Regions from separate parts of the Homo sapiens genome. Here region 1 is linked to region 2. A link is a loop called in an ENCODE intact Hi-C map of the cell type or tissue named here. Cell type or tissue: Calu3. All regions are shown on one strand. Links, peaks and the distances in the headings refer to the core of each region. The heading gives the core; the rest is flanking DNA.

Region 1 (12,785 bases), core at 2,872-10,871, 55 kb after region 2:
GTTTCATACACAGATAAACTGAGACTCAGACTCAGAAAAATTCAAGCCCAAAATGGAATGAGAAATACAACCCAGGTTTGCCAGTGTTCCTTTTGATACAGATATGAAAAACAAGGAAGGTATTGCTGAGAGGCTCTGAAAGAATTCACTGTTACGTGAAATCTCCCATGATATGGCAGACCAGATTTGTAGATTATCCTCTACCTCATCTAGCATGTTCCATCTGCTGGTTGCTACCAGAGGGGAGGAAATTGGTAGCATTATTTTAAATGAAGTAGATGTCTTTCCAGGAAGATATAAAAGGGTACCTTGCCTTAGATGAAGAAGATGATTCAGATGAATAAGAATGAAAAATGAAGACACAGGTGATTCACCAGAATAAGAGAAGCTGGGGGGAAGGTAAGTTGGAGGAAGTGGTAGATGACAAGGTAAACGGAAACTAGACTGACTAGAATGATGCTGTTGATGAAGAAGCTGAGACTCCCTCGGCTGGGCATGGTGGCTCACACCTGTAATCTCAGCACTTTGTGAGATCGAGGCGGGCAGATCACAAGGTTGGAAGTTTGAGACCAGCCTGGCCAACGTGGTGAAACCCCATCTCTACTAAAAATACAAAAAAATTAGCTGGGCATGGTGGGACACACCTGTAATCCCAGCTACTCAGGAGGCTGAGGCAGTGGAATTGCTTGAGCCTGGGAGGCGGAGGTTGCAGTCAGCCGAAATCATACCACTGCACTCCAGCCTGGGCAATAGAGCGAGACTCCCTCTCAAAAAAAAAAAAAAAAAAAGAAAAGAAAAGAAAAGAAACTGAGACTCCCTCTCATAAGAGTGATTCACAAGGCAGAGGCTCTGCCCCAAACAAAGCATGAGAATGAAAATGTCTTACAGACGTGAATCAACAATCACTTCTGCAGATGGGCAGTCACGCAGTTGGAACAAAGCCGAAGGCAGAAAGTTCTGCGCCAAAAAATTCATTGCCTCTTACCTCTCCATATTCAGGCTATAATAAAAATTGGTCTACATTATATCAATGTGTTAGGGAGTCTCCACCAAATCAGCCATGTCAGAATTTCACTGTTATTCTGTTCCCGATGATGCTCTGGCAACCCTCCAGGCCTCTCTGCCTACACAGTCTATCTCCCGCTAGACCCAGCGCTCCTCCATGAGGAAAGGCTGTCCTGGTTACATACCCTCCACTCCAGTTAAAAGACTCTATGTCTAAAATCACCCACTCTATGTGCACAACTTTCAGACAAAGTAGAATTCTGACCCTGTATCATAGTTACTAGGGTGAATGTCTGAGTACCCCTTCTGGGCTGTGGGAGGTTCGTGGCCAGGGTCCACGGCCCACAGCAGCTTTCCCCAAAGCATATTACATCACTGAACCCAGGAAATGCTCTGGTACAAAGGGTAGTAGTGGGGTGCAGGGGTTCTATGATCAAATAACTTTGGGAAACAAACCTTCCGGGAGGTCAGAATGCGCATTCGTTTATTAAAGTCTCAAAATCCCATGGTAAAGATACACAATACTGAAATTTCCTTAATTTTGTTTAACTTGGACTTTTCCAAACTTACTTGGCTACAGGACCCTTTTCTTAATAAAACAGCCTTAACACTTTGGGAAATACTGTCTTACAGAATCACAGCATTCTAAAGGACCTTCATGTTCCTACAGCTGAACTTTGCAGCTTTCACACTGGTCTGTGTCCTCTTTAAGAGCAGGGGCCTTGTCTGAATCAAGGTGTATCCAAACACTCAGCTAAGTGCCTTACACACTGCAAGCCAATAATACGTGTTACACGGATAAACTAAACCCAATCCTCTCATTTCTAGGATGAGAAAATAAAACCAAATATGTCAGAATGACCTCTTTTATAGCTTCCTTAGGGTTTAAAAGAAGCCTCTCACAGAGAATGTGCTCAATACCTTTTGAAAAACGAAATGTTAATAGAATAGGATTGAAGAAAAAAGAAAAGATTGAAAAAGTTTCTCAGTTATACTACGAGCCCAAAGTTTCTATAACATGATGGACTGCTGCCTCTTCTCCTCTTTCACCCAAGTGAAGTCTTAAGTAGAAGAAAATAAAAATGATGAATCAAAAAAGGAAAACTGTAGGAAAACCAAAGGCCCCTTGGGATGGGAGGTGGGGGAGGTGGTGTTTGCAAACTGATGGGGATAAACAAGACTTGTCTGTATCTAATTTAGACTTAATAAGATAGTTTGCTGAATGTTAATTAAATACTCAGTGGTTGTTACCAACTGTGGTGATTAACTTAATTTTGAATTAAATAAGCAATAAATGCTTAACTGAAGTTCTATTAAATTTTACCCAGCAAGTGAGAAATATGAGGCTCTTAATTGACTTTAAACAAGATAGTTATGGCAAGTTAGTTGAATTTTTATTACCTGAAGATAACTGCCTTATTAAATCTAAATTGTCTATTTTATTTGATAGGGAAATATGTCATCAGTTCTTCTCATTTACCAAAAACATGTCAAAAGAGGTTCACAACTGGTCTGAAATGCTTGGCTTGGGATTTACTTCCTGATCTTATTTTAATATTAAGTTTATTCATTTAAGAATGAATTTAGACTTAAGCATTAGAGAGGTCTAGGAAGGAATTATATTTACAACTGAAGAACCAGGTGACCATGTTTTCTAAACCAAAAATCAGGACTCTGATTTTTCAACGTAGACACAGTTTAGAGATGTTCTTTAACATCACAATACTGAAATTTCCAGGATGTCGCCATGGTTTAAAAGGCTATGGACACAAAACATTTAAAATCATTACTGTTCAAATAAATGGTTGGCTCTGCTACTGAACAAGCTGTACGGCCCTGGGTAATTAACCTCACTTTTCTAGACTTCAACTATCACACATGTTAAATGAAGAGGTTGGAAGTCACTGTTTTCATTCATTTATTTTTTTCTTCATAGTATGTGCAGCACGTGCCTGGCACGGAGTAGGTAGCTCAATAAAGACTGAGAGAATGAATGAATGCACAAATAAATAAATTTAAGCAGCTCAAAACATTAAACATTTTTAGCCCTTTTATATCAAGCGTCTTCAGCCCAGACTATTTCTAAATATTGTCATATGACAATCCATATAAAGAGAAACACAAACAATAAACCACTACTTGGGAAATTTTTTTAGTAATCAAAGAAATTCAAATTAAAACAATAATAAGATATTTCTTACATATTAATTTAGCAAAGACAAATGCAAGTTATAAAATTAAATCCTGGTAAGTGCACAGAGAAACAAGTAGATTCACATACTGCTAATGACTGTGCAAGTCAATAGTCTTTCTGGAGGCTGACTGGCAACTGATCTGAAAAGTCATAGAAATAGTTGGGACTTTTGTGCTATAATTCTTCTCTGAAAGAACTTAAAACATATTTAGCCAGTCAGCAAACACTGGGTCTACCATAGGTCATAATTTGGAGAAATAAAAGGAAAAATACAGTGAGTGCATTATTAGCTAATGGGTTGACAGAGAATCCTAAAAAAAAAAAAAAACAACACACACACAAAGATAACATTTTTCAGTGGCACTGCATGGCAGGCCTTTGTTTTGTTTTGTTTTGTTTTGTTTTGTTTTGTTTTGTGGTGGTGGAGTCTTGCTCCGTTGCCCAGGCTAGAGTACAGTGGTGGCACAATCTCAGCTCACTGCAACCTCTGCCTCCTGGGTTCAAGCAATTCTACTGCCTCAGCTTCCCAAGTAGCTGGGACTAAAGGCACATGCCACCATGCCCAGCTAATTTTTGTATTTTTAGTAGAGACAGCATTTTGCTTTGTTGGCTAGGTTGGTCTCGAGCTCCTGACCTCAGGTGACCTGCCCGCCTCGGCCTCCCAAAGTGCTAGGATTACAGGCCTGAGCCACCGTGCCCGGCCAACATGGCAGGCTTTGAGGCTTTACTACACTGACCATAGAATACCTTCCACAATCATGTTATGTGAAAGATACTATTACACTCTTTTAGAGATGAGGAATTGGAAGTTCAGAGAGGCTAAGTAACCAGTACACGATTATATGGCTAACAATTAGCAGAGCTATAATTTAAATCCAAACCTTCTAACTCTCCAAACCATCCATGTAGTTTCTACTACATCCCTCAGCGATAACCACGTAATGCAAGACACAAAAACTGTAACCTCTATAAGGAAAAGTCAAAGTGCCAAGAAGGTACTCAATTAGGTGGTGGTGGTTTTTTTAATTTCTTAAGCTATTCTTAAAACTCAAGTCATCATTTATTACTTCATATATATTATTCATTCATTCATTCATTCATATGTTCATTCAATAAACATTTATTAAATTATTTATAACATCCCAGGATTTGCAGCAGATGCTGTGGATATGAATATGAACAAAAGCTAGAGCCGGACTCAGAGATCTGCACAGGCAGGGAACAGGAAGAATCTGGCATTGCGATAATAGAAAACTTAAGTCCTGGTTCAATGTTTAACTTGCTTGGGTTCTGGGCAAATCATTTAACCTTTCCCAGGTTCAAGCTTCTGATTAAACTTGGACAATAATAATAACCATCCGCAGGACTACTGGTATGATTTACCTGTAATTTGTAGGAAAACACATGTTTCCATAAAGCCCTATAAGAAATGGCAACAGCAAGATAAGTATTATGCTATGTGGATGGTCCATTTTGACCAGGATCCTGCAAGCTGAGCCAGCTACCAATATCTCCCACATGAGTGAGCATTAATTTATTGGCAACGAAATGGTTGTTCCATCACTACTCTGAATGAACTACAGGCCACCATTCTTAGAGCTCAATCATCCATTTTTAACTCTCTCTGCCTTTTGTCTAAAATAATCCTGAGGAGCCAAATGGATAAAGCATTCCCAGATAAGACTGTTATAAGTCTCTTTTCCCAGGAATTAAATTTAAAAAACAAAAAGAAAGAAGAAGAAGAAAGAAGAAAAAAAAAAATCAGGGTTGATAGGTCTTAAAGACCTCGCAGAGGAGTTTTCAACCAATGCCTGAACTTTCACGGTAACAGTTCAGTCAGTCACTGCTTGAATATCTCCAGCAATTAGAGATTCAGTAACTCCAGAAAGAGCCATCTCATCTCATTCAGAATTAAGAGATGTCACAGAATCCTTACAAGATAAAAAAGGGTGGAGATCTTCCTTGACAAGCAGTTCTCTCAAAAGCCGTATGTTCCGTCACCCGTCTAAGACACTGGGCAGACGAGATCACCTCAGTGTTACGCTGGGACCAGGGCTGTGAACTTTGCACGTGTAATTTTCTTAGGTGCTGAGTCTCCCCTTATGCAAAATGAGAAGACTCTGTGACTTCTATTCTATCTGTGAGTCATCTCTCATATCGACTGCCTCAACCCTAATTCGGTTTTGCTTTATCATTTGCCTGGGCTATTGTAGCAGCTCAGACAGCTCCTGCTGTCTCTAGCACCCTTGCCTTCAATCCGTCTAGCACACTATAGCTGATTATTTTCTTAAGGCACAGATCCAGTCATCTCATTGATCTACTCAATGCTCCTTTCAGAATGCAGTCTCAACTTCTCAGTACAGCAATAAAGGTTTCTCTCAATGTAGACCCTAACCCATCTCCACAGCCTCTCTACTATGCAGTCCACCTTCATGACTCTAATTTTTCAAGGCACCATGCACTTTCTCACCTCCATGTCTCTATCCATGTTATGTCTCCCACTTAAATATCCTCTATCCCACCAAACAAATTCCCACTTACCCTTCAATGCCCAATCAAATGACAATCTCTTTATCTGAGTTTCCCCAGGTCCCTAGGGAGTTACCATCCAATTAGAGCCATCAGACTTTTTTTTTTTTCCTGACAGACAGAGTCTATTCTGTAACCCCAGCTGGAGTGCAGTGGTATGATCATAGCTCACTGCAGCCTCAAATTCTGGAGCTCAAGGGATCCTCCCGCCTCAGCCTCTTGAGCAGCTAGGACTATAGGCATGCACTACCACACTGGCTAATTTTTTTATTTTTATTTTTTTAGAGATGGGATCTTGCTATATTACCCAGGATGGTCTTGAACTCCGGGCCTCAAGTGATCCTCCTGCCTCGGCCTCCCAAAGTACCGGGATTACAATGTGAGCTACTGCACCTAGCCCCTTCAGGTATTTTTTGCATATACTTCTACATACTGTCTTGATGATTTATGTGACCTCTTGCAAGCAGAGACCACACTGCATTCACGTTTCCATCGTCGAAACCCAGAGTAACATATCACTAATTCTTTCACAGATGCACCTGATACACGATGTCAAATGAATACACAAATGTATCAAATTTATGGAAAGAATGTTATCTTTAGGGTCCTGTCCAGCTGTCACTACTGGAACCCTAGATATTCTCCAGGTAAAGCTATTAAACTATGACCAAGAAGAGAGACTTCCAGGGTGACAATGACCACCTACTGGAACACTGACCTATCTTTCACCTCATTCTAAGAAAAGGTGTCACTTACCTGCCTGGCCAGGGCAGAGTTTGCCTTTCCCATGAGTCAGGGCACACCCAGCCCTGTGGGTGGCAACTCTTTATTGCACTTCCTGAAAATGATTCGTTTTCATACCAAACAAGACAGAAGCTCCAGGTGCCAACCAAGTTATTTTCTTCCTTGAACTAAACAAGAACCATCTTCAGTGGAAATTCACTAGGAAGTACAAGTGCAGATGACTCTGCATAATGGAAATGAATTTCCACTGTGACCTCTTGGCACAGAGTTTAGTAGAGCATTAGGCTTCCACGGTTACAGCTAGAGATCATTATCAAGATGGGCCACTGGATGGAAAATAATAGATTCAGGGACCCAGCTAAAGTACACACATGAACAGAGAACCAATCTTATTCCTTAACTCTCAGTAGCCAGAGCAATTCAGCTGCCTGCTGAATCCTGGTCTAAGCCTTCCCATCCTTCAATGTCTAACTGAAGGCTCAGCACTTCCAAAAGGCTCCAGCAATTCACAAGTCCATCAGTCCTTCACATGCGCCTCTCCCACGGCACTCTCTTATATTATAGATATACATTAACATGATTTTATCAACCCTCATAAATAGTAAGTGCTTACGATCTTGACATACCCTTCAAACAAACTTAAATTCCACTTCTATAAATGTAGTTTATTCAGCAGACTTTTTTTTTTTTTTTTGGAGACAGAGTCTTGCTCTATTGCCCAGGCTGGAGTGCAGTGGTGCCATCCTGGCTCACTGCAACCTCAGCCTCCTGGGTTCAAGCGATTCTCCTGCCTCAGCCTCCCGAGTAGCTGGGATTACAGGCGCCCACTACCACACCTGGCTAATTTTTTTTTTTTTTGTATATTTAGTAGAGACGAGGTTAAATCATGTTGACCAGGCTGGTCTCAAACTCCTGACCTCACGTGATCCACCCAACTCAGTCTCCCAAAGTGCTGGGACTACAGGCGTGAGCCACCATGCCTGGCCACTCAGCAGACATTTCTTGAGCACCTAGCACCCCCTCTAACAAAAACAGTGGATGTTTGTTGAGTCCTTGCCTTATGCCTGGCCTTATGCACATTATTTACACTACCTCACTCAATATTCACCTATAAGTAGGGTGACCATATAACGTATCCTCCGAATCAGGACACCTATGAGAGTAAAAAGGAACACTACTGATACCACTGAAGTCCTCTGCAAGTTGACAGTTGCGCTGCTGGGTGGTGGCCTGAGTAATTAAGGGACACTAACAATGGCTTCAGCAGGAAGGGTGCATGCTGGAGGCAGGTCAAAGCATCCTCCTTTAAGGTCAGTGACCCTGCCCTGTCCTGATCCTCATGCTTATCCAGCCCATGAAAGGTTCCCACACAAGTTTCTGAAGAAGACCTGGTTTCACCTTCAACACCAGCTTTCCATTTGAACTACAGAGGGATCTCCAGCTATGATGCAAAGTCACAACACAAGCAATTACAACAGTAGAAGCAGACCCTCCACGGGTAACAGATACAAACAGTGCAAACAAAACCCAAGAGAAGGTGGGATGGTGGCAGTGGAAGAAGGGACACTGCACAGCCATCCACTGGTGACAAATCAGCGCACAACCTGGAAATGCCCGTGAATGTCTGTGGCACTCATCCCACTTTTGCGGGCACACTATACTCAACTGTGGTGACCTCATTAATAAGAGATCTAAAAATGAATACGTGGAGAAAACAAATAGTGCCTGTGACCACCAAGGGAGCACCCTGTATTAAACAGCACAACGAGGACTTGAACTAGGAGTTGTCTAGGTCTAAATCCTTTCAGCCCCACAAGCACAGTAAGGTGTCATCACTGTGTGCCAGATGCCCCGCTGGGCACCCAGAATCGGACACATGTACAGACTGCATTACCACTGACAAAGCGCCATCACAGAAATGCCCCTGATTCTCACAAATGCATTGTGATAGATCACAGGATCTCCATTGAAAGGTAATTTAGGCTCAGGGATGTTCCAGAACTTGTTCAAGATCACAGGGCTTGTGGTTAGCCCAAACATAGGTCTTTGTTTTCCCTACACCAAAAATCACCACTATTGCCAAAATGATCCGGTATGGTGAAGCCCAGATCTTTGAACTCCCTGTCCCAAATCTGATTTTTAGTCTTGCCTTCCAAAGCCTTGAATATAGTCACCTAATGCTACTAATTAGTACTAGTGAAATAATAATAACTACTTCTCACCTGTGTAAAGGGCTTGCAGGGATGTTCACATCAACTATGCTCATTTGCAAAAGTTAAGGAACAAGACAGGAGTTTTGGAGAGGGGGGTTTGATTCTCACTCTGCCACTTAAGGCCCTGCACCCCAGTTAGGAAAGTTTTATGACCCTTGAACTCCCGACCAATATCTGCAAGATAAGACTGATCTAGCCAACTTGTCTCTTGCATTATATTTGGGAACAAAGTAATACAAATGATTATAAAATGTATTTGCTACATTAAAAGTGCTATGAAGGCTATGAAATACTCATGGTTTCTGTGAGATACATTGTGATGGGCAGGTTCAATAGGGAAGACAAACACAGGAGGATCTACCTTGTAATGGATCTAAAACTATTGCCTAAAAACTTCTAGGCAAGCAAAAATAAGTAAATATTAATGGAGAATGGTAGAGAGCAGGGGCAGGGAGCTGTCAAAAGCAAGGAACCTTGATATTAGCATGGAAGCATAGCTTGGTTCTCACAAACAAGCATCAATGGCAGCCATCCATGGCAGTTACATAAATAAATCGCCAGACCACACACACTCAAACTGAACCATCTTAATCTGATTGCTTTCTAAGTATGAAGCGCAAGTTTCAAGCCTAAGATACCATAATTTCCAAGTTACATCCTCTCCTAAAATTCTCCAAAGCAGAGAAACCCCTAGTGGAGGGTGGAGTGGGGAAGGAAGGTGTGAGGTACAGCAGAAATTGAGAATGAAAAATACCTGGAAACAGGGCTGGCCTAGGAGTAAAGGCTGTGACCCAACTCCACTTCAGCTGACAAGGGTGTGATTGAGCAGCTCTGTCCCTTTTCTGGGGCCTCAGTTTCCTCATCTGTATAACAAGGGATCAGCTCACTCTGGCCAAGAAGGCCCCAGTCCATGCTTGGCTGGCAGCTTGCTGCTTCTCCTGTTGACTACAAACTTTGGTGTACATTAAAAAAATTCTTTTCCCCAGCCAAGATGGATAAGCTGTCAAACAATTAGAAGGACAAAAGTAGGAATTAAGCTACCTGATATTATTCTAGCAGCAAACAGTTTCTGGAATCCATTTTTCCCTCCGTACGCTGCTGACCCGATACAGGCCCATTTCTCCTGTCCTGGAATACTTCAGCAGCCTTCTAAGCTGGGACTCTGCCTCTGGTCTTAACCTGCCCTCAGTCTGCCACCAGAGCTCTTTGAAATACAGATCCAACAAGGCCCTCCTTTGCTCAAAATATAATAATAATAAAAGCCTTCCTGCTCCCTCCCACCTCTGCCATCATCCTTAGCTTGGCCCATCAGCTCTTTATCAACTAACCCTCCCTAGCCAGCCCCATCTCCCACAGTGATCTCCAAACACACATTTATATTCCTCAAATACTTTTAGGCCTCAGGCCTGTGCACATACACCAAGGTCCCTATGGCTAGAAAGCTCTTCCACTCCTATCCACCATGTAAACTCCTATTCACTTCTCAAAACCCAACCAAATGTCTTCTTTTCCATAGGCATTCACCAGTTCTTCTAGATGATTGGTCACTCCTTTCTCCATGTTCCCATTAGCCCTTTGCTCATTACTTTATTAGAGCCTTAGCATCTTCTCTTTCAGTTTCTTTCCTATGATAGAAGGAAGACTCTGGAAGGCAGAGCCTATCTCAGTTTTCTTTGTAACCAGTATCTAGCATTTCTGCCTGGCATACAGTAATCACTTTGTACACAAGTACCGAACTCAATACATGAAATTGAGTTGTATCTGATCACAGATACGTGTGGGTTGGAAGGGTTAAGGAGTCTGGAAATTGCTTCATGGCACAAGGTAGATTTTGATATTGATCCTAGAATCACAGGTTTACAACAGGCAGAGACAGAAAGGCTGGAAACTCCAGGTAGAGAAAACAGCATAAGAAAAGGCATGGATTAAGAAAACAGAGGGCTGGGCACAGTGGTTCACTCCTGTAATCCCAGCACTTTGGGAGGCCAAGGCCAGCGGATCACCTGAGGTCAGGAGTTCAAGACCAGCCTGGCCAACATGGTGAAACCCCATCTCCACAAAAATACAAAAATTAGCCAGGCGTGCCAGCAGGCACCTGTAATCCCAGCTACTTGGGAGGCTGAGGTAGGAGAATCGCTGGAACCTGGGAGGCGGAGGTTGCAGTGAGCCGAGATCGGGCCATTGCACTACAGCCTGGGCAACAAGAGTAAAACTCCATCTCAAGGCTGAGCGTGGTGGCTCACGCCTGTAATCCCAGCACTTTGGGAGACCAAGGCAGGTGGATCACGAGGTCAGGAGTTCAAGACCGCCTGGCCAACATGGTGAAACTCCGTCTCTATTAAAAATACAAAAATTAGCCGGGAGTGGTGGCGGGCACCTGTAATCCCAGCTACTTGGGAGGCTGAGGCAGGAGAATCACTTGAACCCAGGGGGTGGAGGTTGCAGTGAGCCAAGATTGCGCCACTGCACTCCAGCTTGTGTGACAAAGTGTGACTGTGTCTCAAAACAAACAAACCAAACAAACAAACAAAAAAATACTCTGTCTCAAAAGAGAAGAAAACAGAGGACTGTTCCAGACCACCTGTCTGTGTGAGGGAAAAGTGAAAGAGCAGTTGCAACTGCAATTAACCTTGGCATAGTTAATCTCACAACCCTCAGCTCTACACTCCCAGTCCCTCAATCTTCACTCTGCTGGCAGGACTGCCCAATGCCACCTGTGCCAGCAACAACTGGCTCAAGGTTCTGGGGCAGTAAAAACAGTCCCGCTCCCCCATGATTGCTATCCTGTGGCTGCAGTGAACTATTTTACTCCCTCTCTTCATCAAGCAAGTATTTCTGGAGTGCCTACCATGTGTCAGGCATTCTTCTGGGCATTGGGAATACAGCCATCAACAAGCAGACATCACTGCAATCCTCAAGCAGCTTATTTTAAAGTGGAGAGGAGGCAGACACACAAATATGTAAGATGAAGTGGTGATGCATGCTTATTTGTGTCCATAAACATTGTTCATTCACCAAACAGCTACTGAACATCCTGGGGTCTGTCTCCTCTCACAACACAATAAACAGATTATTAATGCTTTTATCTGTGAGTGGCCAAAATGTAGATGACCCATCTGACTCAGGTAGGTGATAGGAAGGATTGTAGGTGTTCCCTCAGAGCCCTGAGCCAGAAAGCTTTCCTAGAGGACGCAGAAGCTATATGGTTCAGCACCAGAGAACATATAGCACCGTTACCGGAGCCGTGAGATCAAAGGTAATGACTGAGTTCAAGACTGTCACTTCCCCACTCTGTTACTTTATGACCCTAACTGCCTCTCTACAAGAATAAATCACATTCTTAACACAACAAGGGACTGGGGAAGCGAGCTCTGTTGAAAGAGGCAGATGATTTGCTAGAGAGGCTTAGTCCTTTCCAGTTAGGTTTGGGGAGAGACGACACCCAAGGTAGCATCTTAAGAGAGAAAAAGGGGCTAGAACAGCACCAGTGTGGGACTGAGAAGCCCGTTTGTCCATGTGAATCCTCAATTGTGACCCCACTAGGGCCCCACGAATGTGGGCTGAATTAAATTCCAGGGAAGAACACAGACAAGCAATGTCGATTTGAGCTTTTCATGCATGTGGGCATAGAAAAGAGTGGTGAAGAGGCTATAAGAATGAGGCAGAAGTTTGAATGCCTCCTGGTAGTTGTGTAACCTTATTTCACCAAATTCATTTTCTCATCTGCAAAATGAGACTGGTAATCAAAAAACCTACTTTAATGAATCAATATGATAATTACATAACAGGTGGTAAGCATTTGAAAATATTTCAAAATTATATTACTATTAAAAAAGAATGATAGGAAAGGAAACATTTTCCAGCCTCAACTCTGTGGTTTACCTGCTTCCAAACATTAATCCCTACACTACCTACAGCTACCTATCCACCTACCAATCTCACTGATGTGACCAACATTTAGAATGCACCAGCCTTTTTCTCCAAGCCTCCAGGCAGCCTACAGCAGACTTCCACAACACACTTGAAATCCTTCCACCCTTCCCCTTGCCCTCAGGTTCTCCGCCTCATATGTTCCCTCAAGCCAACAGATTTTCACCCAG
Region 2 (12,785 bases), core at 2,183-10,182:
CAAATGAGAAAGAAGGAGGCAATACAATTGCTGGCAACCTGAAATCATCGTTACTCCAAATTTTCCTCCAAGTTCAATGCTACCACCTTCCAAGAGCTGAGCTCTGCCTTTGCTTTGCCACACATTTTATTAGCATGGTTATATATTGTCTATTGCCATAAAAGCAACTCAAGAAAGAAGGAAGGGCATTTCAGTTCTTCTCTTATTCTTAATGCATCCTAGTTACTGATGCCCATACTTTAAGTGGAAAACACTGATGTTTAAAACTCATTAAAACATATACATTGATTTTAAAAGGCAAATGTGTTCTTTTTGTGTGCGGGACTCACCAATTGAGGAAAAAGATCTTCCCTCTGATGAGCGTCCAGTGGAACAATGAAAAAAGCAGAACACAGGGAATCAGAAGACCAGGTTCTGTCTTCTGCTCTGTCTCTGAGCCTCAAAGTTCCCACCTATGAAAAACAGAAGGGTGTTGCTTATGTATCTCTAGGGTCTTAACCAGCTTCAGAAATTCCCAGGCTTATAAAGTCTCTGACTGGGCCGTGGTTTACTTCTATACCTCCTAAACTCCTAGTCAGATCCTGGCACTCTTATTTCACTAATTTGACTCAGAATGATGGGGAAAGAGAATGCTGATGCCTCAGTGTTCATATCTCAGCTCTCCTAGTTCTCCTGGGAAAACAGCTTCATCTTAATAATGGAGGTGAAAGAGGCAAGTCAGTTAGATACTCAAATTGTAGGGAAGAAAAAAATTAACAGATAAACCTAAACTATACCAAATAAAAAAAGAAAAGGAATATGAGTTTGGAGACAAATTTCTAACTATAGGACCTAATGTTCTTTGAACTTTAGTTTCCTTGCCTGAAAAGTGAGAATCAGTGAGCAGCAGAGGGATAAACAATCTTGACATTTCCCAGTAAGCCGTCCTTGATATCATTTGGATATGTGTCCCCTCTGAATTTCATGTTGAGTTGTAATACCTGCTGTTGGAGGTGGGGCCTGCAGAGGTGATTGGATGATGGGGGCGGATTTCTCATGAATGGTTTAGCACCATCCTCTTGGTGCTGTCCTCACGATCACGAGTGTGTTCTCATGATATCTGGTCATTTAAAAGTGTGTGGCAACTCCTCTGCCTACTCCCTCTCTTGCTCCTGCTTTTGCCATCTGAGACACCTGCTCCTCCTTTGCCTTCAGCCATGAGTAAAAGCTCCCTGAGGTCTTCCCAGAAGCCAAGCAGATGCCAGTGCCATGCTTATACAGACTGCAGAACCATGACCCAATTACACCTTCTTTCTTATAGATTACCGAGCCTCAGCTATTTCTTTATGGCAATGCTAGAATAGCCTAATACAGCCCTTATTACAGGTTTTATTTCATTAGCAACTATTATTGTTTTGCTAATGATTACACAGTATGTATGCCAACAGACAAGTATCCCAAGGCAAGGGCTGTTATAAAACTTGTCTTTCATGTATGCAGGAGAAATCCACATACGAGAAACTACCATGCCCATTTCATTGTTGTCACTGTAAACATTACCTAGCCAATCATACAATTGTTTTGTGTACAAAACAATTCCAAGTTCAAAGTTGGGAGGGATTTTTTAAATGACCCACCTCAACTTTTCCAACTGACAAGAGAACCCGGTGGCCTGGGTAAGGAGGTGACCTCTTCAGGAGCCACTTGATCCACTGGATCAAGTGACTGCTTGCTTTGACAAAGGACAACAAAACACACTGGGCAGAGGGACTTGTGCTTGGTCACATGAGTCACACCTAGAGCCAAACCAGGACTTACAAATCCAGGCCTCGAACACCTATTTCAACGCTCTCCCAGTAACCTCAACAGCAGACAGAAATTAAGTAGGCAAAATGGAGTATAATCACTATCAGCCCAGAAAAGCAAGGAGTTTCCTGAGACCTAGTGGTCTTCAAGGACATTGGAATTCTGAAAGCCATTTCCACTGAAAGGAGAGAGAGGCATAATTTCAAACTTACTGAGAAATGGGTTGTTAGGAAGCCAACATTAGACCTGTGAACAATGCAATTTCATAAAACAAACGAAAAAGGTTGTCCCTACCCTCACCCGCAAGCTGCATAAAACCAAAGCTTCTCCTTGCAGAGAGAGATACAAATCACAACAGTTTCTACAACAGCAGCAAAGGGCATCTGACTTCCCAGATTTTTAAACTTCACTGAAAGGAAGAGCTCTCCACCCTTGGCCCTGAGGGAGTCTCACTCACACTCTCCAGCTTCCCTCCAGGCACAAATGAAAGTGGTCTCCATTTTCCATAGCCAACTTCTCTTTTAATAATTTTTTCTTATTTTCCATAAAGAGAACAAGCAGCTTTGCTAAAGAACCACTGTGAAATGATTGAAGTTCCCATGCAAACAAACCATTAGCAGAGTTCAAACGCAATTTAAATTACCAGTTGTTAAAGTGCTTCTCAATTTCGTGGTAAGTTTCCAAGGAGAATTACATGCTATATACTATTTAATTGGTTGTTTTCTATTTTTTAACATCCATTTATCCCCCCCACCCGGTTATAGTTCAGAAGTATCTATAAAAGCTTCCCTTTAAAAAATTATACATTGTTGAATAGATTAAATCTAAAGATTGAAAAGTATCAGAGAAACAGCTGCAGGATCACGCAGCTCACCAGAAATTGATGGTTTTGACACCACAAAACATGCAGAATTTTAAATCTTAGGAATCACCTAGTAGTGCCCTCACTCTTTACAGCTGAAGCACCGAATTCCCAAAAGGGAATGATGGAGTTGGCCTTGAGTATTTTCCCTGGTCAGCGACAAATTCAAGATGAGACACATTATTCCAAACTCCCAGCTCCCTGCCACCTCTTCCACATGTTGCCCATAAATGGCAGAAGAAGATGGTATGAAATAGCTGATAAACTTGATTTTCCACCTGTATTTTTTTTAAGAAAATATAAAGCCCTCTTCAAATATACTCCTGACCTCAAACATTATGGGCAATGGCAAGTATCTCTCCAAAAGAGAAGAAAATAAGTAAAGGCTGATGAATGAGTACAGTTAAAGGAGCTCAAAACAAGACACTTTATGAGCAGATTCTTGGCAGGAAAAGTCAAGACACTAATCTAGATTCATTAAACAAGTTATGTGACATCAACACTGCAGATTTTCACAGTTCTATCTGGCCCTGAATTAGTGCTGCCCCCAGAGACAGAGAAAGAGAGGATAAAAAAAAAATCAACAATGTGAAAGCAAGTCTTGTCATATCTGTAAATGGAAAGGATTTCTAGAAGCCATCAGGAGTGCAGTTTGAAGTTCCAGACTTTGATATTGGACTTGTGTAAAGGATTTTCTCAAAGCTCAGGTTTCTCTGTCTGCAAAACAGGGTTAATATCATCTACCCAACAAGGTGTATGCAACCATTTCCTGGGATCCCATATCTAGCACGTATGGCACAAAGCCTGCACACAATATGCACTAATTCACGTTCACCCCTTCCAAGGCTTTTATAATTTCTCAAAGCCTATAGTTCTGTGATTCTAATTTATGTGGACTAAAACCACGTCTTGTAAGCCAAGCATATTCCCTAAGTTTGTTAGATACTGTATGTCTCCTGACTGTAAACTCATTTATTTTATCATTTGAAAAAAAATTCATAAAAATTTATATATCTAAGTACTTTGCTTTAAAAGCAAACTTTTTGGAAATGCTATTTTTAAATGGCCTCCAAATCCACATTTTGAAACACACACACTAATAAAATCCCAGTTTCATATCCAAGACCTTATTTAAACTTTCCATCAACCATAAGAAAAATTTCCCAATTGAACACTGAAGAAACTGAGGAACGGAGAAGTTAGACACTCATCCAATATCTCTAGGCTAGTAAGTGGTAAAGCCAGGATTTGAACACAGGCGTTCAAAATCAAGTTTCATGACACAGGCTTTATTAATTTATAATTACAACTATAATATGGACAGTTCTTCCTCTAGAGGTGGAAATATACCTTTAAAACTCCTGCTATTTTCATATTTCATGGAGCTTTGGGATAAAAACAAAGCCTACATTTCAAACTATTTTTTTAAAAGTTCACATTAACAGCAAGTAAATCTTTCCTGAATTCTACCTTGCTATTATATTCTTAAGTGAAATAAAAAGCTCAGAACCCTGGCACTAAGCAGACATCTACTGGTATGTGGGAAACAAACCTGAAAAGGGTTAACAATTAACTAGCTGATATCAGACCAATTCAAAAACAATTCGAATGGCCGGGCTCATGATCAAACAAATCATGGGAACCCCAGTATGGGCTATGGAAACCACTCTGGCACAACTGTTAGTTAACAGAATGTCACATGTTCTGCATTCAGGGGCGCACCAAAGAGAGGTTTGCTAACACCTTCTGTCTTGGATAACACAGTGTGTGGACCTAGCAGGTGTAGGTGCTGAGTTGGACATGCCTAGGGGTGTCGAAGAGCCTCAATGGGGGACACACTGGAACACAAAAGACAGAATGAAAAGTGTAGAAAAGCACGAGTACATGCAACGTCCTTTTGAGGGTCTAAAAGTTCTCTGCAGATGATGTGACTTCTAAACGATGCCTGAACACCCAAGAGGATTTCCACGGATGAGGAGGAGAAAAATAGGCTCAGGGAACACAATGTGCAAAGGCCTTGAGAAGGATGAGTTCAGGGTGTTCTCAGAGAAAGTGACTAATCTGGTGAGGCCAGTGACAGAGGATGCAGAGGAATGTGGTGGGACACACGCCTGGAAAGGGATGTGGCAGCCAGAGCCTGGAAGACCTTGTATCTCATGTTCTAAAGCACTTGGATCTTAAGCCATAGGTGTTGCGTTTCGGGAAGTGACACAATAGAAAGTTAAATGGTAGCCCTATCCCTTTAAGAAATGAATCCCTTTCCATGGTCAGTTTCCAAGCATAGCAAGGGTAGGGGAGCTACCTATGAAGGGATCTTCTCCCTGTGGCCCCACTCACAGAGAAGTCGGGGGGCAGGTGGCTTTCAGAGTTGCTCTTAACCCATACCTTCAGTGACCCTTTCCTCTAGGTCTGAAACTCTCACCAACATAACAGACCCACTGGAAGGCCCAGGAAAGAAACAAAGTTTCACGTTCCAAGCAGGACTACCACTCTGCCTTCAGTGAACTGCCAGTCCCACCCAACTCCTTGAATCAGAAGAAGCTGGTCTGGAGACAGGCTCCATCCAGCCTTTCTGCTGTCTCTTAAGCAGGAGCCAGAGGCCTACCCAGCTTGTACTCTATGTGCCTGAAGCTCAACATCACAGAGCTCACAGAGTTCTCAGCCAGGCCTGAAACCTCGTGACATGAGATTAGTAATGAGCCTGTGCTGATGTCACCACTTAGGTTGTATGGAATCCTCCTTTCCCTTAAAGGAAACTTTGTAGCAGTATCCATATGTCAAGGCCTTCAAAGATGCAATGCCCTCCCTGCCCTTGAAGAGCTCCCAGTCTAGAAGGAGAGATAAGACATCAAGTAAGGGAGGACAAGTGCCACAGAAGAAGCACAGGTAACAATGCAAATTTTCATACCACACGGTGACATGACATGAGGTGATGTCATAAAAAAAAGTCATGACAACAAAGGAAAGGAAAATTGTTGACGATTCCAGATTTACGTGACCTCACCGGGAGAATCAGACCATTTTTATACTACTCCTGTCAACATGGTGGGTTTCAGGGGGAGCACCTATTGTATCACACCCATCTGGCAGATGGGAAAACTCAGGCTCAAGCAAGTTAACTGACAGTGAGGAAGTATCACAGCCGGGATTCAAATCCATATCCCATGCTCATATGCAGCATACATTTGTACTCTATTGCCTCACAGCTAACTGTGGTTGAGTTAGCAGAACAGAGAACACAGAGATCACTTCTAATGGATGGGAGAGCAGGTGGTGATCAAGGATTATTCCCTTCCCAAGATGGCGTCTGTGCAGAAGTTTACAGGAGGATTGGGAGTTCTATGAATGAAGATTGGAGAGGTTATCTCAGGCTAAAGGAAAGGCATGTGCTAAGGCATGAAGGTGAGAAAGTGCAAGATATATCTGGGGGTTGGTAGGAAATGTGTTTGATTTAAAGATATGTAAGCAGGAGCATCAAGGACCCACATGGACCCACAGTGGACCGATGTTGGTGTCCATTTATGACAGGTCCTGGATACCAGGGGCAGGAGTTTTTACTTAATACTGTTAAGTACTAGAAAAGTAATAAATGTTTCACAGCAAAACTGTGGCATGGTTTCAGCTTTACTTGGGATTCTGTGCTCTAACAGTAGGGCTATGCAAATAGCCTTTCAGCACCTGAGCCAGGGTCAGGAATAATGCGCCCTTGGGTCCTTTCAGGTCAATATACAGAAAGACATTGTTCCCTGGCTATGACTTCAGAGGTAAGAAAATCTACACCTATTTCATAGAGCCTGACCATCATCTTAAGAGCCTCCGTGACTCATTAAATATTAAATTCCGGGCCCCGGCTAGAGCACAGGTACCCTCAATTGGTAAACACAGCATGGGGAACAGGATAGAGTCAAAGAATAAAAGGAACTGTGCTTGACCCTTGGATTCTACACTTATTAACTATGGAATTTTGAGCAACTTACTTCCTTTTATCAAGGGTGCAGTTTCTTCATTTGTAAAATGGAAACGATAATATGTATACAGCTAGGTTCTTGTGAGAACAATCAAGTTGTGAGATTAAATATGAGGACGTGTGATTCCTACACGCAGGCTAACATGTTTAGAATAAATCCCCCCCACCCCGCCCCTAAAAGCCACCATGTTGAAAGGGTAGTATAAAAACTGCCCCATCTTCCTGGTAAAGTGATCTAAATCTGGATTTGTCAACAATTTTTTCTTTCTCTGTTGAAAATTGAGCTGTATTCCCCAGGCAAGTCATTACATCTTTTTGTGCCAAATTGTTTTCATCTTTTAAATGACCCAGTAATCCCACTTTGGGCAATATACATAAGGGAATAATCCAAAAGGAAAAAAGAAGGCAATTTGTTCAAAGATGTTATTCATAGTGCTATTTCTGGCTCTTTATATATCCCCCTATTATAGCACTTATCTCACTGTGCTGTAATTATCCACTCCCCTTCCATACGCCTCCAAATTATCTTTGAATCAATCCCCAGCACCTAGCACAATGCCTGGCATACAGTAAGAACTCAATAAATGTTTGTCAACTCAATGAATAGGTAATATAAAAGAAATTTTAGAAGAAACTTGAATGAGCAATAACAAAACACTGTTTTTAAGAGATTATGCTAATTATTTGAAAACCTGGTAACTACAGACTGCAAGAGGGGCGCATGAGAAAGCCTCAGAAATGAGTTTTAGATGACTTAGTGTATGATTTCTGAGCATCTCTGGGCTTAGGCTGATTATAGTATAAGATTGCCAGGGGATACACAGGAGGATGAGGTCACAAGCTAAGTTGCTTTGGCCTGGTGGCTAGAGGATGGGGCTTGGTCAGAATTTTGGATTCTCTACCTGATTCAGCCACTACCTAACTTCTCCAAGACCTGAAAAATGAAGTATCTGCAGGAAAGCCCAGCCTGTTAAAAGGAATTACAGGGAACTGCCAAAGGGCAGCAACTGTGAATTCAAATGTAAATGAAAAAAGAGGGCTGGTAGGTGCCCTTGGACCGCAGTCCAGTCCTCAAGACAAGGAGAGGCTTTCAAACCCCAGCTCTTCTGGGCTCCCACTGAGCCTTCCAGACCCATCTCACATGGAGATTGAAGATTCCTTACCAGGGAGTTTACAGGAGACAGAAATCTCTGCATGAACAGACAACACCATGAAAAAACAACATGTTAAATACAGCCCATAAAGTCAGCATCACTCTGAACGTTCCTCATTCTTGGTGGGAAAGAATGTTTTACAAAAATACCCAGGGAGAGCAAAGGAAGCTGCACGTTCTGCAGGGCTTATTTTGGGGCGTTCCAACAGCTCTCAGCTGGGAAGCCAAAGGCAGGAAGCCACCATCCTCTGTGCACTGGCCCAAAGCTCAAGGTTAGAAACTAAATGGGAGAGGGGTGAGAAACAGATACTCTTTGGTCTTGGAACGCCAGCTGCTTATCTGGGCAACCCCCTAGGGCACCTATTTTCATTTCCCTCTGAGTATCCCAGATTCCTGCCCATTTAGCTCAGCATTTCTCTGAAGGAAATCACACTTGAGATCCTATAGACGATCACTCCCAAACATGCCCCAAACTTACCTCTCCTGCCCAACTTCTATGCCCTAGTCAAAGTTACCACCACATCACACCTGAATTACGGTAAAAGTCTAGCCTAACCTTCTTGCTTCTACCCTTGACTCCCTTTTACTATCAGGTTCCCTCCACAGCAGCTGGAAAGATGCCTGTAACACATAACCCATCACATCTGGACTCAGGTCTAAGAAGCTCAGGTCTCTCACTTACCACCACCTGCTAGACCCTATTCTTTTCTCCTGCTTCTTCCCCTGCAGCCCACATCCTGCCAGCACATCAGTCTCCTTCTGTTCCTCAAACACAAACTCCTTCCCACTTCACAGCCTTGACCTTTGCATTGACCGTCTCCACTGCCTGCAGTGCTCTTCCCCCAACTTCTACAAGGTGGCCTCCTTGTCACTCAGATCTCAGCTTAAACATAACCTCCCAGAGTCCTTCCCCACTCACTCACAGTCAGAATGCCCTTTGTGACTCCTCCCTTGGGTTACTTATCAGTCCCTCTTGTTTAAGTGTTCCTTTATCTGCCTCCTTCACACACCTGCAGCAGCGTGTAAGCACCAAGAGATCGTTGTTGTGTGTGTCTTACTCTTTGCTCTAAATCGAGTACTGGGATAATGCCCAGAACAGTGCAAGGCACCTAAGTGGAAACTCAATAAAGATTTAATAAAATTAGATGAATACATGCCACGGATGGAAGAAGCCTGACAGATTGTATAAAAGGATAGTAGCCCTGCACTGTGGCTAACATCCTGGGCTTTGGAGTCAAATACACATTGGTCACTAATGCCTTTGCCCAAGAGCTATAGCGGTTTGGACAAGCTTTCTCACTTCTTTAGGCCTTAATTTTCTCAAAAGTAAAATGGGGATAATAGCACCTGCCTTGTGGGAGTGTTGGGAGAGTTAGAGACAGGATGCTTAGTGTAAAACTCAGCACAGCCTAAATGTTCACTGTCATCAACAGTAACCTCCTCTTTCAGGTGAGAAAAGTGAGACTCAGAAAGGGGCAGGGCATTGCCCAGATGAAACATTGCATTATGAGCAGAGTTAGGTGGGGTGTGGTGGCTCATGCCTGTAATCCCATCACTTTGGGAGGCTGAAGCAGGCAGATCACCTGAGGTCAGGAGTTGAAAACCAGCCTGGTCAACATGGTGAAACCCCGTCTCTACTAAAAATACAAAAATTAGTGGGGTGTAGTGGCAAGTGCCTGTAGTCCTAGCTACTCGGGAGGCTGAGGCAGGAGAATGGCTTGAACCCATGAAGCAGAGGTTGCAGTGAGCCAAGATCACGCCCTGCACTCCAGTCTAGGCAAGAGAGTGAGACTCCATCAAAAAAAAAAAAAAAAAAGGAAGAAGAAGAAGACGAGCAGAGTCAAGTCAGAAAAATCATGGCCAGTTTTGGCCTACTATTCCACAGACTTAATAATTACTAAAATATTAGATATCATGCCACATATCTATATATTCTGCCTTGTTCCAGAAATGATCTGAGGTACCTGACAAAAGATGCTAATAGTTCATGATTTAAGTGAGAAAGTGGGTAAGGAGAGGAGAAAATAAAGCAAAGAAAGGAGAAAGGGATACAAAAAATAAGAGCTGGATGTCTCATACCATTTGCTAGAGGTGAGCTTTAAATTTAGCTATGGGCTTCCTAGAGCCCAATACAAAAGAAAGGAAGCATAGCTGCGTACAGCCCTTTGGAACACTTGCTTTATTGAAATGCCATAGCAAGGTGTAAGGAGGTGTCACCATCCAGTTGAGAAGCACCCTGATTTGTCACACTCTTGCCAATTAGAATCCAATATCTGCTTACTCCTGATCACATGCCATTCTTAGGTAAAATTAGTCTCCACTACTGACTATGTGACTTTGGGCCACTTACTTAATTAACCCTTTGAAGTCTCTGGTTGCTGTTCTTCTATAACATGGAGGTTAAAAAATAGTACCTAAATGGATAGACAAAATGTGGTATATTCATTACCACAGAATATAATTCACCCTTAAAAAGGAGAAATTCTGACCCATGCTACAACATGGATGAACCTTAAGGACACTACGCTTAGTGAAATAAGCCAGTCACAAAAAGACAAATACGGTATGATTCCACTTAGATACAGAACCTAGAGTAGTCACATTCATAGAGAAAGAAAGTAGAATGGAGGATGCCAGGGGCTGGAGGAGAGGAAAATGGGTAGCTGTTGCTTATAGGTACAAAGTTTCAGATTGCAAGATGAAAGAGGCCTGGAGACTGATTACACAGCAATATGAATGTATTTAACACTGCTGAACTGTACTCTTTTTTTTTTTTCTTTTTCTGAGACAGGGTCTCGATCTGTCATCCAGGTTAAAGTGCAGTGGGGCAATCTTGGCTCACTGCAACCTCCACTCCCTGGATTCAAGCAATCCTCCCATCCCCACCTTCTGAGTAGCTGGGACCACAGGTGCATGCAACCAGGCCCAGCTAATGTTTGTATTTTTAGTAGAGGTGGGGATTCATCACGTTGGCCAAGCTGGACTTGAATTCCTGGGCTCAAGTGATCTGCCCACCTCGGCCTCTCAAAGTGCTGGGATTACAGGCGTGAGCCACCATGCCCAGGCTTGAACTGTACTCTTAAAAACCATCAAGATGGCAAATTTTATATGTATTACACCAAAATTAAAAATAATATTTTAAAAAATAGTTCCTACTCAAAGGCAGCTATAGTGCCACAATAATTTAGGTAAAGTGTTTAGCCCTGTGCTTGGCACCCATTAAGCAACCAATGCTTGTCAGCTGTCCTTATTCAGAGTATTAGTATTCATACTGGTATTATTTACTCCAACCTCTTACTGTCCCTGTCCCTCAGCACCACAGAAAAACACCCCAGGCTTTCCTTCTTCAAGGCTCTCTCCTCCTGTCTCATGAACAGGGCTTACAGTCACCACCCAGCCTCAGCTGGTCACAGAAGGAGACAGATTGTGTACAGGTTCCTGGGAGTCCTGTGCAACTTCCCTCCTCCCACTTGCTTCAAAGCAGATTAGAGAGTCGCTTCCCCTCTCTTTAAAACTGGCCAGAACAAACATAGGTCTCAGAGCACTTCCTCTGCTCTATTACATCTGCCACCTAATGCCACTGGTAATAAAATGCTTCCCCAAAACATATTTCTACCATCTTCCCTGCACTGGAAAATAAGGCCCTCAAGTTGATCCGAGGCCAGGTGCAGCAGCTCATGCCTGTAATCCCAGCACTTTGGGAGGCCAAGGCAGGCAGATCACCTGAGGTCAGGAGTTTGAGACCAGCCTGGCCAACGTGGTGAAACCCTGTCTCTACTAAAAATACAAAAATTAGCCAGGCCTAGTGGTGCATGCCTGTAATCCCAGTTACTCAGGAGGCTGAGGCAGGAGAATCGCTTGAACCCAGGAGGCGGAGGTTGCAGTGAGCCGAGATCGCGCCATTGCACTCCAGCCAGCCTGGGCGATAGAGCAAGACTCTGTCTAAAAAAGAAAGAAAGAAAAAAAAAAAAGTTGATCTGAAACTGAGCTGACTACAAAGAGTTACTCCTGATGGCTGTGAAACATCTGAGGTGACGTAATAGGTCGGTGTCTTCTGGGTCTCTATCCTGCTTTGGTAGGCTTAAAAAGTGTGTGTGTGTGTGTGTGTGTGTGTGTGTGTGTGTGTGTTTAAAATCTAATCAGAATCAGGACTCACCTTTGAATGGGCATAATATTCCAGAATTCTTACAGCTTCAAGAATAGTGGTAGAGGCTCAGATGGGAAGCCTTGCTGAATTTCTCTCAGGGAAAATTGCATAATTTTCACTTCCATGGATAGAAAGGAAGTTCCACACTATTCATTCTGCCTTTTGGACAAGTGATCATCCCCTTTCGTGAAAGAGAAAGATATAGGGAGCAAAGGAGAGCAGAAGGTTGCATTCATACGACATTCACATGAACAAAAGAAGGGAAAGGTAAGTAAAAATCAAAGAACAAAAAGAAAAGAAAAGAGCCTCATACAAAAACAACAAATCTAGGCATCTGAGCCCATATATCCTAACGGGAAGAGGTCTGAACTAGAAGTAGGTTCTAGTCCTCAATTTCCCACCAACTAGATTAGTAAGTGTGGACAGTTCTAACATCTCCCAATTTCCTCATCTCGCAATAGAGGGGGCAGCTTAAGTCTAGGGGAAGGAGAACGAACTGAGAGAGAAGATCTGGGTTCTAATCCCACATAATGAGCCATCTGTCTTCAGGGCCTGGGTCTCTGCTGCCCATTATCTCACACTGTGAAATTAGACAGATGTGCTGAAAACTCTGCAGGACTCTTCCAACTCTGACAACTCATCAAATCTACACAGTGACCTGCACACAAGGTATTCCAGACCGTGGATGCTGTGCAAATGCTACACATCAACATTTTGCATACTCTTAAATCCCACCATAACTGTTTTCAAGCTAAAACTACCCCTCCCTACATGTCCACAGACATCCCGACATCCCTTCCAGCTTGTTGCTTTAGCCTTAATCATCAGACAACAGCACTCCCAAATTGTCTTTCTACCCAACTCAAGTTAG

Evidence for each region. Peaks named below come from ENCODE experiments on the same cell type or tissue, not always from the same donor. Only the 100,000 strongest peaks of a DNase experiment are listed, where the experiment ranks them.
Region 1: a loop joins it to region 2, with 3 times the contacts of the local background. A loop is called at or near these places in 23 of 110 quality-filtered maps.

The regions. Positions count from the first base shown.
Region 1 is chr3:188,158,333-188,171,117 of GRCh38, reverse strand. The region is part of intron 1 of LPP (LIM domain containing preferred translocation partner in lipoma); the gene reads right to left. Among named protein-coding and RNA genes, the nearest start is that of LPP, 11 kb to the right of the region's middle. RefSeq lists an enhancer at 5,677-6,876. In Calu3, for the core only: no CTCF peak of the experiment used is centred there; DNase peaks (open chromatin) are centred at 4,427, 5,337 and 6,517.
Region 2 is chr3:188,213,072-188,225,856 of GRCh38, reverse strand. It overlaps LPP (LIM domain containing preferred translocation partner in lipoma), which reads right to left. Exons shown (of 12, transcript NM_001375462.1): 2 at 330-452. Among named protein-coding and RNA genes, the nearest start is that of FLJ42393, 41 kb to the right of the region's middle. RefSeq lists an enhancer at 11,715-11,864. In Calu3, for the core only: no CTCF peak of the experiment used is centred there; DNase peaks (open chromatin) are centred at 6,436 and 8,626.